Regions from separate parts of the Homo sapiens genome. Here region 1 is linked to region 2. Evidence: read pairs that join two places in POLR2A ChIA-PET (ENCODE). Cell type or tissue: HepG2. All regions are shown on one strand. Links, peaks and the distances in the headings refer to the core of each region. The heading gives the core; the rest is flanking DNA. Region 1 overlaps FIGNL2 (fidgetin like 2). Region 2 overlaps DIP2B (disco interacting protein 2 homolog B).

Region 1 (8,327 bases), core at 4-8,003, 1.3 Mb before region 2:
CTGCCCCTTTGATTCTGAAGCCTACCTTGGGGACCCGCTTAGTGACTCGGGGCCCAGGGACTCCAGAGAACGACCTTCTAGCATAGGAGTGAGGATGGGGAAAGGGCATGTGTGTGTGAAAGTTCTGGCCCACAGCAGTGCTTGCCCAAGTCATCTTAAAAAAAAAAAATTGTAGAGGCGGTGGTCTCACTATGTTGCCCAGGCTGATCTTGAACTCCTGGCTTCAAGTGATCCTCCCATCTTGCCCTCCCAAAGTACTGAGATTACAGGTGTGAGCCATTGCAACCAGCCTGCCAGGCCATATTTGAAGCCCCCTCCGACATGGAGTCAGGGCAGACAGGGGGTGGGCAGGTAGATGGGAGGAGAGGCAGCATGGATGCCTGCAGGAATCTGGAAGGTAGCAGCATACCTCCCTCTGTCCCCTCTCACTGCCAGGGCAGACTCAGGCCACATGGTCCCCAGCCCAGTGTTGTGATTAATCAGGGATGGATGTGAAGATGTGACAAACAAGCTGCATTGACTCTTTTTTTTTTTTTTTGAGATTGTCTCTTCTGTCACCCAGGCTGCAGTGCAGTGGCATGATCTTTGCTCACTGCAACCACCACCTCCTGGGTTCAAGCAATTCTCATGCCTCAGCCTCCTGAGTAGCTGGGACTACAGGTGCATGCCACCACGCCCAGCTAATTTTTTTTTTTTTTTTGTATTTTTAGTAGAGACGGGGTTTTGCCATGTTGGCCAAGCTGGTCTCAAACTCCTAACCTCAAGTGATCTGCCCATCTCAGCCTCCCAAAGTGTTGGGATTACAGACGTGAGCCGTGAGACTTCATTTACTATTAACAAACCTGTGTTGAGCACCTACGCACTGTGTCCAGTACTGTGCAAGGCTCTGGGTGAACCTCAGCTGCTCCCGCGGGTGTCCAGCCAGGATTGGCCTTCCTGAGCCTCCCCACACATGCAGTGGACACCTATGGACCAGGCTCTGAGCTGGGGCTTTTATGCTTTGGCTTCCTTAGCCACCTGCAGCCTCCCACATGGCCAGGGAGAGCCCAAGGGTGGCCCCAGCTTTGGTGTTGCTTTGCCACAAGTGCCTAGCATGTATCATGGCTGTGAGGCCTTGAATATTTTATCCAGGTAGCTATTCATCCAGCAACCATTATTTTCTGATGTGGTGCCACCTTCAAGGAGCTCACAAGATGTTGGGGACCAGCGAAGAGGCAAAAGGACAGGCTATGCTTTTAGGACCACTGTCCCTGCATTCTCTAAGCAGAAGGAAGCCACATAGGGCATGTGAGCTGGGGAATGGCAGCCTCTGGGCTATGGCGAGGGTACAGGACAGGTTTCAGAGGCTGTAAGGGGGAGGATCAGCATCTGACAGCAGGGGCTTGCCTCAGAGGAGTCCTGAGCAGATTGCCTTTTCCTGGGGGAGGCTGTGTCGGTGGGCATTAGAAGCAAAGTGAGACAAGGGCCACTGCTTGGGGAGGGTCCACCTGCAGCCGAGTGCCCTATTTGACCCTTGGATGCTTAAGAATCTGGAGGTGTTTGTTCTTTCCAGGCCAGTGGGGAAAGAAAACTGGTAGGATTTAGGTTATACCTGAAAAAGGATCCCTCTTCCCCAGCCCTCATATCATGCGGCTCCCTCCCCACCCAGCCTGTCTGTTGCCTTCTGCTGGAGCAAAGGGGCTCCCTGGGAACTCTCTGGACACCAGGAGAAACTGCACCTTCCTCCTTGCTCTCTGGAGGGACAGCATTTCATCAGTGGCTGGGTCCTCACTCCTCTAGGAAGGGGCTTCCTTTCCAGGCACACTGTGTCCGGCATGGGCTGGCCATTCTTTTACCATCGTCTTCCACACTGTGGCCCTCCTCAGGCCTGAGTTTTGGGGACTGAGCCCCTTGTTGAGAAAAAAGGAGCTGCGTAAAATGAGGAAGGCAGCTGGGAGGCTGAGGTAGGAGGAGGTCAGGAGTCCATTCTGGGACTTGTTGAGTTTGTAGTGATCATTAGATATCAGAGAAGAAGAGAGGAGGGGAGAGGAGGGGAGAGCCCTTCCACCTGCCCAGCAGTGCCCCTCCCGGGAAAGGCATTCTCTGGTGCCGAGTGCCTCCACTGATGGGGACTCAGCACTTCTAGAGATGGCTCACGTGTTCTCAGATGGGGCCAAGTCCTTCTGTGAAGCCAAAAATCTTTCATGGAGGATTTGCTTCTTTTGAGGAAAAGGGGAGGAGGGGCTGTGCAGAGCTGCAGGGGCCGCCACGGTCGTGCAGAGATCTGGTCTTCAGGAGCCTTTCTCCTCCCCACTCCTCTGGCACAGTCTCAGCCTTGCAGTCCTTTCTGATCACTCTCTGCAGAGTCTGGCTGAGACCCTAACCAGAGTCCTGTGTCCTAGCCTTGAGGCCAGCGCCTCTCAGACCTGGGCAGGGATTTATCTGGTCCCATGAGAACAAGTTTGAGATATGCTAAGCTCCGGGGTTGGTGGCTAAGTGTGGGAGGGGGTTCAAGAAAGGAGGGCTGGGGGAGCAGGGGAGGTTGAGGAAGAGGGTGGGAATGAACTGCTCCCTCAGTTTTCTCAGCTGTTCGATGGGAACACCACCACCTGCTGTGGCAGGCAGAGAAGTATCTGGAGCAAGACTGCTGGGGGTGGCATCTGTCCCAGCTTGGTGACTTAGACAAGTTAATCGAGCCTCAGTTTCCTCACCTGCAACATGGGAATAACGTCCTCACTCAGATTAAATGAACTGATGTGTGTGAAGCACTCAGGGCCGGACTTGGCTTGTGTTGAGAATCCCATATGGGAGCAGGCAGACAGGAGCTGCTGTGGTTGCTCAGTCTTTTCCTAGCACCCTCCCCCCAGTATCTTTTTCCCTCTGTGTTCCTGTGGCCCTGCAGGTGTAGGGGGCCACCCCCTTGAGGACAGCCCTGCCCACTCACACCCAGGTGGACCGGCCGGGCTGCATAGCTGGAGTTACTCGGCTCAGCCCCCCCAGGGCTGGGAAGAGGGCAGGAGGGGCTGAGGCAGCTGCTGGGGACTCCTGGGTGGGCTGCCTGGGCCTGTTTCCTCGCCTTTGGTAAGGCCTGGCCCTGTGGGGGCATGTCTCTCTCCCACCCCCATGCACGGGAAGGGGCCATATTTGGGGCTAGGGCACACAGGATCACCCAGACTTTAAAGCTTAAGCCTTTTGGAGGCCACATGCCACCCAAACAGACTCAAGTCAACCTTGGATCCTAAAACTGGCTACGGGGAGGGGAAGTGTGGGGCCCTCCAAGAGACTCTAGGCTCTTGGGCTGAGCCTTGTGGTCCATGACCCTGAGGAGTTCCTGCAGATAACTGTATTCCAATGTTTTTGTTTTTGTTTGAGATGGAGTTTTGCTCTGTTGCCCAGGCTGGAGTACAATGGTGTGATCTCGGCTCACCACAACCTCTGCCTCCTGGGTTCAAGCAATTCTCTTGCCTCAGCCTCCCAAGTAGCTGGGATTACAGGCATGTGCCACCACACCCAGCTAATTTTGTATTTTTAGTAGAGACAGGGTTTCGCCATGTTGGTCAGGGTGGTCTTGAACTCCCGACCTCAGGTGATCAGCCTGCCTCAGCCTCCCAAAGTGTTGGGATTACAGGCGTGAACCACCGTGCCTGGCCAATGTTATTAATTCCCTTTGTAGCCCCATGTATTTTTCTTTTATGCATTGAGGAAGTATTTTTGAGAACAGGTCATAGGTTTTCCAGACTGCGAAAGGGGCCTAAGGCTGAAAGTGGTGAAGAGCTCTGGCCTCATCCTCCATCTCTCGCCCATGCAGGGCCAAGTCCCAGGCAAAGAGGAGCCCCAGATGCAGACCCAAGAGGAGACAGGCACTGGAAGGACCTCACCAGCCCCAGATCACAGGGCCACCCCAAGTGGACAGAGGACAGTCCATGGCGGCCTCCACTGAGCACCTGCGCCCTCCCCGCAGTGCCCATCACTGAGTGCACAGGTGTGAGGCTGCGTTGTGTGCTAGAAACAGAGCCTCAGGGAGGGGAACTGACTTCAGACAGGGCAAAGCGCAGAGTCAACTGCAAATCCCTGTTCCTCAATGAAAAAGCAAGTCATCTTTTTAAAAAGTAATTGCTGACAAAAAGTCATGACTATCATTAAAAAGTCCAGGTCATCCTCGTTCCCAGTGGCCCTGCTCTTTCTACCACTGTGTGTCAGGGAATGTTTTCTGAGGGAGGGGACTTTGGGAAGGAGCAGGTCAGGGTAGAGAGAGAGCTGCAGAAAGGGCTAGAGAGCCACTTGTACCAGGGCTCACAGACAGGGGCTGGCTGAGCAGCGGAGGGAATGGGAACCCAGTTAACAAGTGATGTCACCTCTAAATTGGGCATTGGAGTGGAAGGGCAGAAGTGCCTGGAACATGCTTCGGGGCACCAAAGAGGGAGACAGGAACAGCCTCAGAGAGAATGGGCTGATGTGACTGGAGGAGCTGGAAAGGGCCCGAAGCTGGAAGGAAGGACAGACTCATCCACCTCTGGTGCCAGGCTGAAGGGTTAACATCGTCTCTGTGCTTGGTAGGAGGCTGAGTCTGTTTTAGACAGAAAGACCACCCTAGCAGCCACACAGAAGAAGGATTAGGAAGGCAGAGAACAGAGGCAGAATTCAGAGGTGGGGCCAGCTGTGGTGGGGAACATGAGAGCTGTGGGTTGTTTTAGAGAGAGTGTTAACCTGACTTCATGGCCAGCTAGATGAGTGGAGGCTGGAGAGACAGACACAGGGACTCCTAGGTTTCCAGCCTAGCTGAAGAGATGGAATCGGGAGAGAGGAGGTGGAGATGTTTTCCTTGGGCATGTTGAGTCTGAGGTCTCTGTGGACCCTCCCAGAGGGTCCTAAGATTCTCACCTAGATTCCTACCTCTCCTCTTAAGATTCCCGGGGACAGTGAAGAATGTGGCTCAAGACCAAGTTACGTCTGGGCACAGTGGGCTGTCAGGAGGGACTTGAAGCAGGAGTATGAGACTTGCCTGGCAGTTTCTAAGTGGCAGAGGGTGGGCTGGGGGGGTCATGGGAGGGCCCTGGTGCTCCTCCCTCTATTAGCAGAGGAGAGGCTGGTGACAGATGTCCCAGGACACAGGTCAGAGCAGCCAGGGGTCAGGCGAGGACATCCTGGGAAGCTGTGGTTTGGGACTGTATTTTCAGTGACGGTCAGCTGGTCAGGGCAGGACAGGGAACTCATTCCTGCAAGGCAGAGCTCTTCTGGGGCCCCGCAGGCAGCTCCAGGATTATGTTTTCTCTTTGGAGTCCTCTGTCAAATGAGTTGGGTCCTTCTGGGCCTGGAGAGCAGCCCCCCCACCTCTTTCCCAGGCCACTGCACCTAGCCAGTCTCTAGGAGCGAGTTGGAGCCTGCCCTGGGTCCTGCATGGGTGGCCCCTCTAGCTAGTCAGGAAAGTTCCACCTCTCCTTCACTGCCCTCAGGCCAGCCTGTGAGGGGGATGCTGCCTCTCCACCCCCCATTTCACAATGGAGGAAACAGATCAAGACATTGTCCCACATCTCAGAGGCTGACTCTGAGGCCAGTGCTCACTCCCTGCAATACCTGAGTCATGGGAGGGGGAAGGGCTGGCTAGAGTGGGCTCAGAGACCCCTGCAAGCCGTGGGTCAGTCTTTCAGGTTGCCCTTCAGACACCTGCCTTACCCAGGTTACTAATGGGTACAGGCTCTATTGGGGTGGGGTACCTGGAGCAGCCAGTGAAGTGGAGAAAGGGGAGAAGGGAAGGAGTATGTCTCACCGTAGAACAGGCTCACACCACAATCCTCCCAGCAGCCTGCTGAGGGGACTGAATGAGACAATGGAGATCCAGCTCCCAGCCCAGTGTGCAGTGGCCTCTGGGAAGCACACAGACAGGGCAGCCCTTACTCCTTTCTTCCCCCAGGGCCCAGGAGCTGACATCCATCTCTGACCTGCTCCAACATAGCTCACATGTAGTGAGAAGTGGGGTGTGGTGTGGTGGGCAATTCCCAGCCCCAAAGACTCGCTTTCCCCGGCCTCCATGAACACTTCTAGTGGCCCATGCAGCTCACCTCGAGCAGGTGGGAAGGAGAAGGAGAATCAGCCTTGCTAATCCTCCTGGAGGTGTGACTGGCTGACAGCCTGGAGCCTCCCAGAAGTTCCATTTGGTTTAAAAGAGAATCCTTCTTAACCAGAATGGTGTTCTCTTGGTGAAATTGCAGGCAGCCTAACCAAGGGGAGCAAACAACACCTAGGCAAGAGGGAGACACGTTGTGTTTTCTTTGGTGGCAGGGACTAGGGTAATAACAAGGCTATTTCTCTCTACCTGCTTTCTCCCAGAAGATGGGCTGGGGACAGAGCACCAGCCTGGAGCCCCTTGTGTTCCTGGATATTGCCTAGCTTTGGGGTGAGACAAGACAGTGGAAGGAAGGTGGCCTGAGCATCCCAGGGCAGCTTTTGGTGGAGGGTCCAGAGAAAACGTGGAGGGGCTGTTGGGAAGAAGGGGGTGGGGAGGAGAGGAGAGCTGGAAAAGTGATTAGCAGCTCTGATGAGGTTGCAGTCGGGCCTGGCGGCCCCAGGGCAACACAAGAGAAAAAAGGAGCTGTTATTCACAGAGGGTGGACAAAGATGGCTGCCTGACTGAGGCAGCCCCCCAGCCCATCCCAAGGCAGCCAGGTCACAGGGGGTACCGGCAGGCCCCACGCCCTTGGCATGGATACCCCTCATGGGGATTGGGAATGGGACTGAGGCTGTAGGGAAAACATTGGGAGCCTGCGTCCTATGTCCAGTTCCCAGCTCCCCCGGACCTTCTTTGAGAGCAGGAGAGGCCCAGGAGCCACCCCCAACCTCCTGGGGTAGTAGATGGGCTGTTTGATCAGTGAGTGTGTAAATTGGGATTTTATGGATCGCTTATTCACGGCTGGAGCTGGGGCCCCCAAATTCCTCTGTGCCCCAGAATGCTTAATCTAGTCTTGAGCTTCCCCCTGAGAGGCAGACGGGAGGAGAGCTCCCCACAGGCCCCCACCCCTCCTGCTGTGTCCCCTCCCAAGGCCCCAGGCTTTGTCAGTTGCAGGTTGAGCGGTTCAAATGTGCTAATACACTCCCTGGGGGCCACCGGACAGTGGGACTTACTCCTCAGTGCTGTGATTGGCCAGAGAGACCACAGGAGGGGGGTTTCTGGCAGCAGCTGGGAGTGTGTGTGTCTGCGCACCCACCCACCGGCATGTGCGCCTGTGTGAGGGGAGGAGGGGGCTGGGGGTGTCCACCCTGCTCAGACCACTGGGCAGAGACAAAGGACCTTCATCTAGCCTGGGACGAGGATTAAGCCCACCAGCCATGTCCCTACCTGGTCAAGCTGGTTAGGAAGTCCACTGCCCACCTCTACATCCTCCTATTACACTGTGACATGGTGGGGGCTTATTCAATGTGTGTTGAATGGATGGATGGATGAGTGACCACAAGAGTGACTGCATTTCTAACTGGGGTGTGTCTGCTGGGATAATCCGGCACCAACAGATTCCTCCATCTCCCCTTAGGATTCTGAAGTATCCGCCCCCCACCAACAGAGACTCACTTTAGCCCAGGCCTGACCAGACATCAAGGCTGGACATGAGAGACTGGCCAGGCCTCGGGGGACACAGCTGTGACCCCCGGACTGTGTTACCACTTGAGAGTGCTTTCACTGTGGTCACGTTTCTCCCTCTCTGCTGGCCCCCATCTGTCCTTGGGATTGGATGAGGATGAGGATGGTGGGCGGGGTGGGGGAGGGGTGTTGAGCAGCTGATGGGGGAGGGCAGCGCAGCCCAAAGGCCAGATGACAGAGTGCCCTGTCCTACCTTCCTCTCCTCCTCCTCCGCCTGTCCCTCCTCTCCTGAGGCAGGGCAGACAGGCGGGGCTGGGGCGGAGGGAGTTGACTCAGCTAGCCCATCCTCCCTCCCCTGGTTCTAGGGAAAGCTCCAGTCCAGGGTAGCTGTAAAACTGCCTGGGAATCCTAGGAAAAGAAGCCTGCAGGGCACGGTGGCTCACTCCTGTAATCCCAGCGCTTTGGGAGGCTGAGGTGGGTGGATCACCTGAGGTCAGGAGTTCGAGACCAGCATGGCCAACATGGTGAAACCCTGTCTATACTAAAAATACAACAATTAGCCAGGTATGGTGGTGCACGCCTGTAATCCCAGCTACTCAGGAGGCTGAGGCAGGAGAATCAATCACTTGAACCCAGGAGGTGGAGGTTGCAGTAAACGGAGATCACGCCACTGCACTTCAGCCTGGGTGATAAGAATGAAACTCTGTCTATAAAAAAAAAAAAAAAAAGAAGTCTAGATCCGCAGGAAGTCTACCTAAAGACCTTAAGAAGCGAGACT
Region 2 (8,327 bases), core at 15-8,014:
TTTTTCTGAGATGGAGTCTCGCTCTGTTGCCCAGGGTGGAGTGCAGTGGCTTGATCTTGGCTCACTGCAACCTCTGCCTCCCAGGTTCAAGCGATCCTCCTGCCTCAGCCCGCCAGTAGCTGGGATTACCAGCACGTGCCACTATGCCTGGCTAATTTTTGTATTTTTAGTAGAGATGGGGTTTCGCCATGTTGGCCAGGCTGGTCTCAAACTCCTGACCTCAGGTGATCTACCCTCATCAGCCTCCCAAAGTGCTGGGACTACAGACATGAGCCACCACGCCCGGCCTCAAATCTGGTCTTTAAAATACTTCATGTTCTTTCTTTCTTTTTTTTCTTAAAGACAGGGTCTCACTCTGATTGCCCAGGCTGGAGTGCAGTTGTGCAATTTCAGCACACTGCAGCCCTGACCTCCCCAGGCTCAGGTGATTCTTCCACCTCAGCCTCTCAAATAGCTGGGGGTACTACAGGCAAAGACAGGGTTTTGCCATGTTGCCCAGGCTGGTCTTGAACTCCTGGACTCAAGCAATTCACCCACCTCGGCCTCCCAAAGTGCTGGGATTATAAACGTGAGCCACTGTGTCGGACCATCTTTCTGGAAATACTACTGATAAACCTTAAATCTGTAGCTGAATGGAATTCCTAGAAGAACAACATGTTACTAGCTTTAAGATTTATGTCCGCAGTATCTGCCACTGGGCTACAGTAGTATTTACTAACTGCAGAGAAGCGGGCTGCCTCTGGAGTAACAGCCTCCACAAGCACTGACTAAGAAACCACTCCCTTCCCACTGAAGCAACACTGTTTCGAATCTGGTTCTACCAGGCCTATTCGTTTCCTTCTGTTTAAGATAATTTTCAATAGAGTAAAATGAATCATGAGGGATGGAAAAGTCTGTTAGGTTATCTAGACCATTCCCCTCAGGACCCTAGAACATGGAAAACTTTTATAGAGCTATTAATAAACTAATGGTTATGAATATCTTAGAGTCTAATCGTTCTTTTAGACTGGGTGCCTCTCAAACATTCATAGTTAGATTCTGAGTACTTCAATTTCTCAATTCAGTTGTGAATGTCCTAGCCTCATGAAAAAGATGAATGAAAAAAAAAATCAATGAAGAAACTGGCCAATAAAATGCAGGAAGCTTCAATTTTCAAAATTCCAGCTGGCCCCACGAGTACACTGTTAGTAAGCCCTGAATTTAAAACCCAAGAAATCACATGGAAATTTTAAAAACTTAACGTTATCCATTACATACAAAACTAATCAGGTCCAAAAAGCAAAATTCACAGTTTCTAGGCGTTTCATTTTCCTTCACTGGACAAGGCACTAACACAGGGCAAAATGGCTGCCATCCCGCTGGTTAAAGCAGGAATACTCAAGGCTCAGATTTAACTTGCAAACCCCAGAGCTCCTAGAAAATCAAAAAGTGCCAATAACACAGAAGAGAGGGTTAAGAAAATTTCCAAATTTCATACAACTAGGTACCTTGATTGTTAAATTTGGAATAGGACTTTTCCTTAGTTATATAAGGAACTTAAATCTCTATCTAAAAAAGAAAAAAACAAAAAATTTAACAGAATGAAACATAATTTTGTGCACACAGACTTAAGCTATCTATTTATAAGTGGCCATGATAAAATGAAGTTAAACAGGCTACCAATGTCATATTAAACAAAAAATGCAGAAATCATGAACAACCACATGGCTTTTTTTTTTTTTTTTTTTTTTTTAAGATGGAGTCTTGCTCTTTCACCAGGCTGGAGTGCAGTGGCACTATCTCAGCTCACTGCAACCTCTGCCTCCCAGGTTCAAGTGATTTTCCTGCCTCAGCCTCCCAAGTAGCTGGGACTATAGGCACACGCCACCACACCTGGCTAATTTTTATTATTATTTTTTTTGAGACAAGAGTCTTGCTCTGTCACCCAGCTGGAGTGCAGTGGCGCGGTCTCAGCTCACTGCAAGCTCCACCTCCCAGGTTCACGCCATTCTCCTGCCTCAGCCTCCCGTGTAGCTGGGACTACAGGCACCCGCCACCATGCCGGGCTTATTTTTCGTATTTTTAGTAGAGACAGGGTTTCACCGTGTTAGTCAGGATGGTCTCAATCTCTAATTTTTGTATTTTTAGTAGAGACGGGGTTTCACCATATTGGCCAGGATGGTCTTGATCTCTTGACCTTGTGATCCACCCACCTCGGCCTCCCAAAGTGCTGGGATTACAGGCATGAGCCACCGCGCCCAGCCCTTTTTTTTTTTTTTTAAACCAGCCCCCACTTTCGTCCCTGACTCTTGCTCAATAGAAGAATTCCAATTTGTAGTCCAAAACCGAAGCAGCTGTACTCAAAGTTTCACTACTCCGGAATAGTTTCCTCACTTAGTTTCAAAGGTCACATAGGTGGCTAATTACATAAAATTTAAACTTTAACTCGGGGTTATGAATAAGCTGTAACCTGTGTGAAGGAAACCTGAACACACATTACTGCAACACTAGAAAACTGCACATTTTCTGAACAAATCCTGTCACTTCTTAAAGAATTTAAGAACTGTACCTTGTGATGTGCAGAAAAACACCTCTTAGTATCTTACACTTTAAAAGTGCAGGCCAAGGCCAGGAGCAGTGGCTCATGCCTGTAATCCCAGAACTTTGGGAGGCCAAGGCGGGGAATTACCTGAGGTCAGGAGTTCAAGACCAGCCTGGCCAACATGCCGAAACCCCATCTCTACTAAAAATATAAAAATTAGCCAGTCGCAATGGCAGGTACCTGTAGTCCCAGCTACTTGGGAGGCTGAGGCAGGAGAATCCCTTGAACCCGGGAGGCAGAGGTTGCAGTGAGCCGAGACCGTGCCATTGCACTCCAGCCTGGGCAACAGAGCAAGACTCAGTCTCAAAAAACAAAAAAATTAATTAAAAAATAAATAAATAAAATAAAAATGTATGCCAATACCATGCATTCTGTAGCTTAATTGAATGTCAGACTGCAGTTACTCTGTATTTTGTGTGTCTGTGTATATATACACATATACACAACATACATGAGTATGCATACAAATACAAACATTTTTAAAGGACATCGTTGTTAAAAGTTAAAGTAGCTAGCTGGATCCTTATCTCCCTTTTCCTGCTCTCCATTAATTTTTAGTTTTTTCTTAAGATCATTTTATTTGAAAAATATCAGAAAAGCATACACAAAAAAAGTATCACTCATAATTATCACTTTTTTTGGAAGTATACCTAATAAGAAGTAAAAGTTCCTTACTCTAACCCCTCTAAACCCAATTCTAGATGAAATTGCCACTAAAATCAATGCGTTTTTCCTATGTATAAAAATATATACACATTTTATTTATTTTTATTCTTTAAAAGGCAGGGTCTTGCTCTGTTTGCCCAGGCTGGAGTGCAGGAGTGCTGTCCTAGCCCACAGCAGCCTTGGACTACTAGGCTCAAACAATCCTCCCATTGCAGCCTCCCAAGTAGCTAGAACTACAGGCATGCACAACCATCCCTGGCTAATTTTTGTATTTTTTGTAAAGATGGGGTCTCACTACATTGCCCAAGTTGGTCTCGAACTCCTGTCCTCAAGCAATCCTCCTGCCTCAGCCTTCCAAAGTGCTAAGATTACAGGCATGAGCCACTATACCCAGCTCACACCCTTTTTAAAAAAAGAAATGAAATCATGCTATACATAGTGTCACAGCCTATTTTCACTTAATATATTACAGATATTTTTTAGCTCAGTACATTTATAGCTCTAGCTCTTTTAGTAGACTTATTTTTTTTAGCAGTTTTAGGTTCACAGCAAAATTGAACAGAAGGTACAGAGATTTCTCTCATACACTCTGCCCCCACACACTCTAGCTCACTTTTTTAACGGAAGAATAGTAAGAATAAATCATAATTTCACTATTTTTCTATTGACAAGTGTTTAAGTTGTTTCCATCTTTTGTTCTTACAAATAATACTTCGATTAATATCTCTCTACATATGTTTTTACCATTCATCCTATTGAGGGACAGATTCCTAGACATATAATGTTGGGTGCCAGGTTACACAAAATTAACCCTGCTTTGAGTTACTGTTAAATTAGCTTCTAAAAAAAGATGGTATCAATGAATATTTCCACTAAGTATTTTTAAATTACTCTAGTGTTGTACAGTCATCATTCAATTACTTCCCAGAAATATTTCACTGTTTTAAGCCAAACTTTAATTTGTATTACCAACTGAATCAATAATCAATCATCAAAGTTAAACATACAAGTTTATTGCCTCTATATAAAGGGCCCCTGTCCAGTAGAAAACGAAATTCATTGTTTAGAAAGTGATGTTTTCACTGAAGCCAAGGAAAGAAAGGATTTCACCAAAGTTGGTGGTTAATAGTACCACGAAGGTCAAAAAAGAAGGGAGTAAAAATAAGGAGGTAAGGTGAACCGAACCTCCGAGTAAGCAGTTTCAGAAAAGTAGTAAATACAGCCAAATAGAGTGGTATATTTTTTAATTGTTTTGTATTATAGGTAATGTGTTTCTAAATTATTTATACATAAAACCAGTTATAACTTGACAAGAGATGTCTCATTTATTTTTCTTTCTTTACTGCCTCCTACATTGGCCCTGAAAAGTGAAACATGGGGCTGTGATAAGTTCATAATACGTTTTAAAAATATTCCTATTTAAGAACAGCCCACTCCCTCCTCGTCCCTCCTCTCCCATACAAAAAAAAGGGACAGAACTAACATTTACTGGGCACCTATTATCTATCTGCAAGGCAATCAGGAAATACTTTGCATGCATTAATGTATTTAATCCTAGCAAGAATGTGACCTCCTATTTTCCAGATAAGGACATTGAGAGGCCCAGAGAACAAAATAACTTGCCCAAAAATAAGTGCTAGAAAATCTACATTGGTCTGGTTCTTCACTCTGCTTCACTTACAGAAGGTAAATATGTGGAACATATGTCACCCCTGCAACAATTACTATTCAGTGACAGGACTTCTGAATCACTGATCTCAGGCATGGCCTCAGAATTCTTCACAACTCATGTAACAAACATTTACATGTACCCCCTGAACCTAAAATAAAAGTTGAAATTTTTTTAAAAAAGAATTTTTCACAACACGGAACTCCCACCAACAGGGGAGGAATAAGCATCTAAAACTATATGCTGTACCTGAAGTAAACCATGCCGCCTCTCACTTGATACTAGTTAACGATATTTCTGAACAGCAGGACCAACTTTTGCTATACTTATGCATATTTGCACATGTGTGCATATACAATAAGCTGTCTCCATCTTATGTGAAGAAGGAAGTACATCTGGTTGGCAGGGATTAGAATAAGATAATACAATCAGTGCAGAATGGAAACAAAGTTGACAGGCACTGCCACCTGCTATATTCAGTTGTACTCATTTCCACAGAAAGAACTGTAAAATGAAGAGAAGGAATTCTGCTTTTATTTCTACCATGCTATACACAAGTCCTCAATAAATCTTATTTTAGGCCGGGCACAGTGACTCACAGCTATAATCCCACACTTTGAGAGGCCGAGGCGGGTGGATCACTTGAGGTCAGGAGTTCAAGACCAGCTGGCCAACATGGTGAAACCCCGCCTCTACTAAAAATACAAAAAACTAGCTGGGCACGGTGGCACACGCCTGTAATCTCAGCTACTTGGGAGTCAGAGGCAGGAGAATCACTAGAACCCAGGAGGCAGAGGTTGCAGTGAGCCCAGATAGCGTTATGAAAAAAAAAAAAAAAAGTCTGCCTCCAAAAAATAAAAGTTACAGGTGTGAGTAACCATGCCTGGCCCAAAATGTTATCTTCAGCAGAGGAGCTCAAGACCAGCCTGGCCAACATGGCAAGACACTATCTGTAAAAAAATTTTTTTTAATTAGCCAGGCATGGTGGCACATGCCTGTAGTCCCAGCTACTCGGGAGGCTGGGGTGAGATGATCACTTGAGCTCAAGAAGTCAAGGCTGTAGTGAGCTGTGATGGCGCCACTGCACTCTAGGCTGGGTGACAGAACGGAGGGGAGGGGGAGGGAGGGGAGAGGAGGGGAGAGGAAGGAAAGGAAGAAAGAAAGAAGGAGGGAGGGAGGGAGGGATGAAGGGAGGAAGGGAGGAAGAGAGCAAGCAAGCAAGTATTGGTAAGTACAGGAAGAAATGGAACTCTCATACGTTGCCAAAAGGTCTGTAAATCGGTATAAACACTTTGGAAAACTGGTAATACCACTGAAGCTGAACATTCGCATACCCTAAGACCAAGCAATTCCACTACTAGTAATTTTATCTAAAATATGGGCACCACAAAACATATACAAAACATTCGCAAAAGCCAAAACTGGAAACAAACCAAATGCTCACCAACAATAGAATAAATGAATGTGGTACAGTCATACAAGCTGGTCTTGAACTCCTGGGCTCAAGTGATTCTCCCATCTTGGCCTCCCAAAGTGCTAGTATTACAGTCATAAGAAACCACACCTGGTACTACTCCAGCTTTTAAGAAAGTTATTCAGCCAGGCGCGGTGGCTCACGCCTGTAATCCCAGCACTTTGGGAGGCCAAGGCGGGCAGATCATGAGGTCAGGAGTTCGAGATCAGCCTGGCTAACACAGTGGAACCCCTTCTCTACTAAAAATACAAAAAATTAGCCGGGCGTGGTGGCACGCACCTGTAGTCCCAACTACTCAGGAGGCTGAGGCAGGAGAATTGCTTGAACCTGGGAAGTGGAGGTTGCAGTGAACTGAGATCACGCCATTGCACTCCAGCCTGGGTGACAGACTCCGTCTCAAAAAAAAAAAAAAAAAGAAAAAGAAAGTTATCTGAGGCCAGGTGCAGTGGCTCACGCCTGTAATCCCAGCACTTTGGGAGACCAAGACAGGTGAATCACAAGGTCAGGAGTTTGAGACCAGCCTGGCCAACATGGTGAAACCCCGTCTGTACTAAAAATACAAAAAATTAGCTGGGCGTAGTGGCAGGCACCTGCAATCCCAGCTATTTGGGTGGCTGACGCGGGAGAATCGCTTGAACCCAGGTGGCGGAGGTTGCAGTGAGCTGAGACCGTGCTACTGCACTCCAGCCCTAGTGACGGAATATCTGAATAGAAAAGTGACTGGAAGGGAATTTACTTAAATACCATTAGTGTTTACACTTGGGTGTTAGGATTAAGGAAATATTCATTTTCTTCTTTAATTTCCTTTTTTTTTTTTGAGATGGAGTCTCACTCTGTCACCAGGCTGGAGTGGCAGTGGCATGATCTCACTGCAATCTCTGCCTCCCAGGTTCAAGCGATTCCCCTGCCTCAGCCTCCTGAGCAACTGGGACTACAGGCGCGAACCACCACGCCTGGCTAATTTTTTGTATTTTAGTAGAGACGAGGTTTCACCATGTTGGCCAGGATGGTCTCGATGTCCTGACCTCGTGGTCTGCCAGCCTCCTCCTCCCAAAGCGCTGGAATTACAAGCGTGAGCCACCATGCCCAGCCTCCTTTTTTTTTTTTTTTTTTTTAAAGGCTGAGTCTCACTCTGTCGCCCAGACTGGAGTTCATTGGCACTACCTCAGCTCACTGCAACCTCTGCCTCCCAGGCTCAAGTGATTCTCCTGCCTCAGCCTCCTGAGTAGCTGGGACTACAGGCGTGTGCCACTATGCCCAGCTAATGTTTGTATTATTAGTAGAGACAGGGTTTCATCCACATTGGCCAGGCTGGTCTCGAACTCCTGGACTCAAGTGATCCTCCCACCTCAGCCTCCCAAAGTGCTGGGATTACAAGTGTGAGACACCATGACCGGCCCAACATGTGCTATTTTTATAATGAGGGAAAAGCTATTTTTGAAACATTAATAGGCTGAGAGCGGTGGCTCATGCTTGTAATCCCAGCACTTTGGGAGGCCGAGGCTGGCGGATCACCTGAGGTCAGGAGTTCGAGAACAGCCTGGCCAACATGACGAAACCCCTTCTCTACCAAAAATACAAAAATTAGCTGGCGTGATGGCGGGTGGCTGTAACCCCAGCTACTTGAGAGGCTGAGGCAGGAGAATTGCTTGAACCTGGGGAGCGGAAGTTGCGGTGAGCCAAGATTGCGCCACTGCACTCCAGCCTAGGTGACAGCGAGACTCTGTCTCAAAAATAAATAAAAAAGGGGGAAAAAAAAAAACTTTAACAGCTTGGCATAAGACATTGAAATTGTCTCTTAACCTTAATTAATTTACCCATGACTCTATCTTGGTGGAGGATGTATATGTAGCATTGACACCTCTGGGACAGGCACGGTGGCTCACGCCTATAATCCCATCACTTTGGGAAGCTGAGGTGAGTGAATCGCTTGAGCC

The links. Peaks named below come from ENCODE experiments on the same cell type or tissue, not always from the same donor. Only the 100,000 strongest peaks of a DNase experiment are listed, where the experiment ranks them.
Region 1: POLR2A ChIA-PET joins it to region 2 with 5 read pairs; 2 of 35 experiments call an interaction of 5 or more read pairs at or near these places.

The regions. Positions count from the first base shown.
Region 1 is chr12:51,835,756-51,844,082 of GRCh38, reverse strand. All of the region lies in intron 1 of FIGNL2 (fidgetin like 2), which reads left to right. Among named protein-coding and RNA genes, the nearest start is that of FIGNL2-DT, 8.3 kb to the left of the region's middle. RefSeq lists an enhancer at 7,052-8,003. In HepG2, for the core only: no CTCF peak of the experiment used is centred there; no DNase peak of the experiment used is centred there.
Region 2 is chr12:50,543,103-50,551,429 of GRCh38, reverse strand. The region is part of intron 1 of DIP2B (disco interacting protein 2 homolog B); the gene reads right to left. Among named protein-coding and RNA genes, the nearest start is that of DIP2B, 42 kb to the right of the region's middle. RefSeq lists a silencer at 610-904. In HepG2, for the core only: no CTCF peak of the experiment used is centred there; DNase peaks (open chromatin) are centred at 2,369 and 4,861.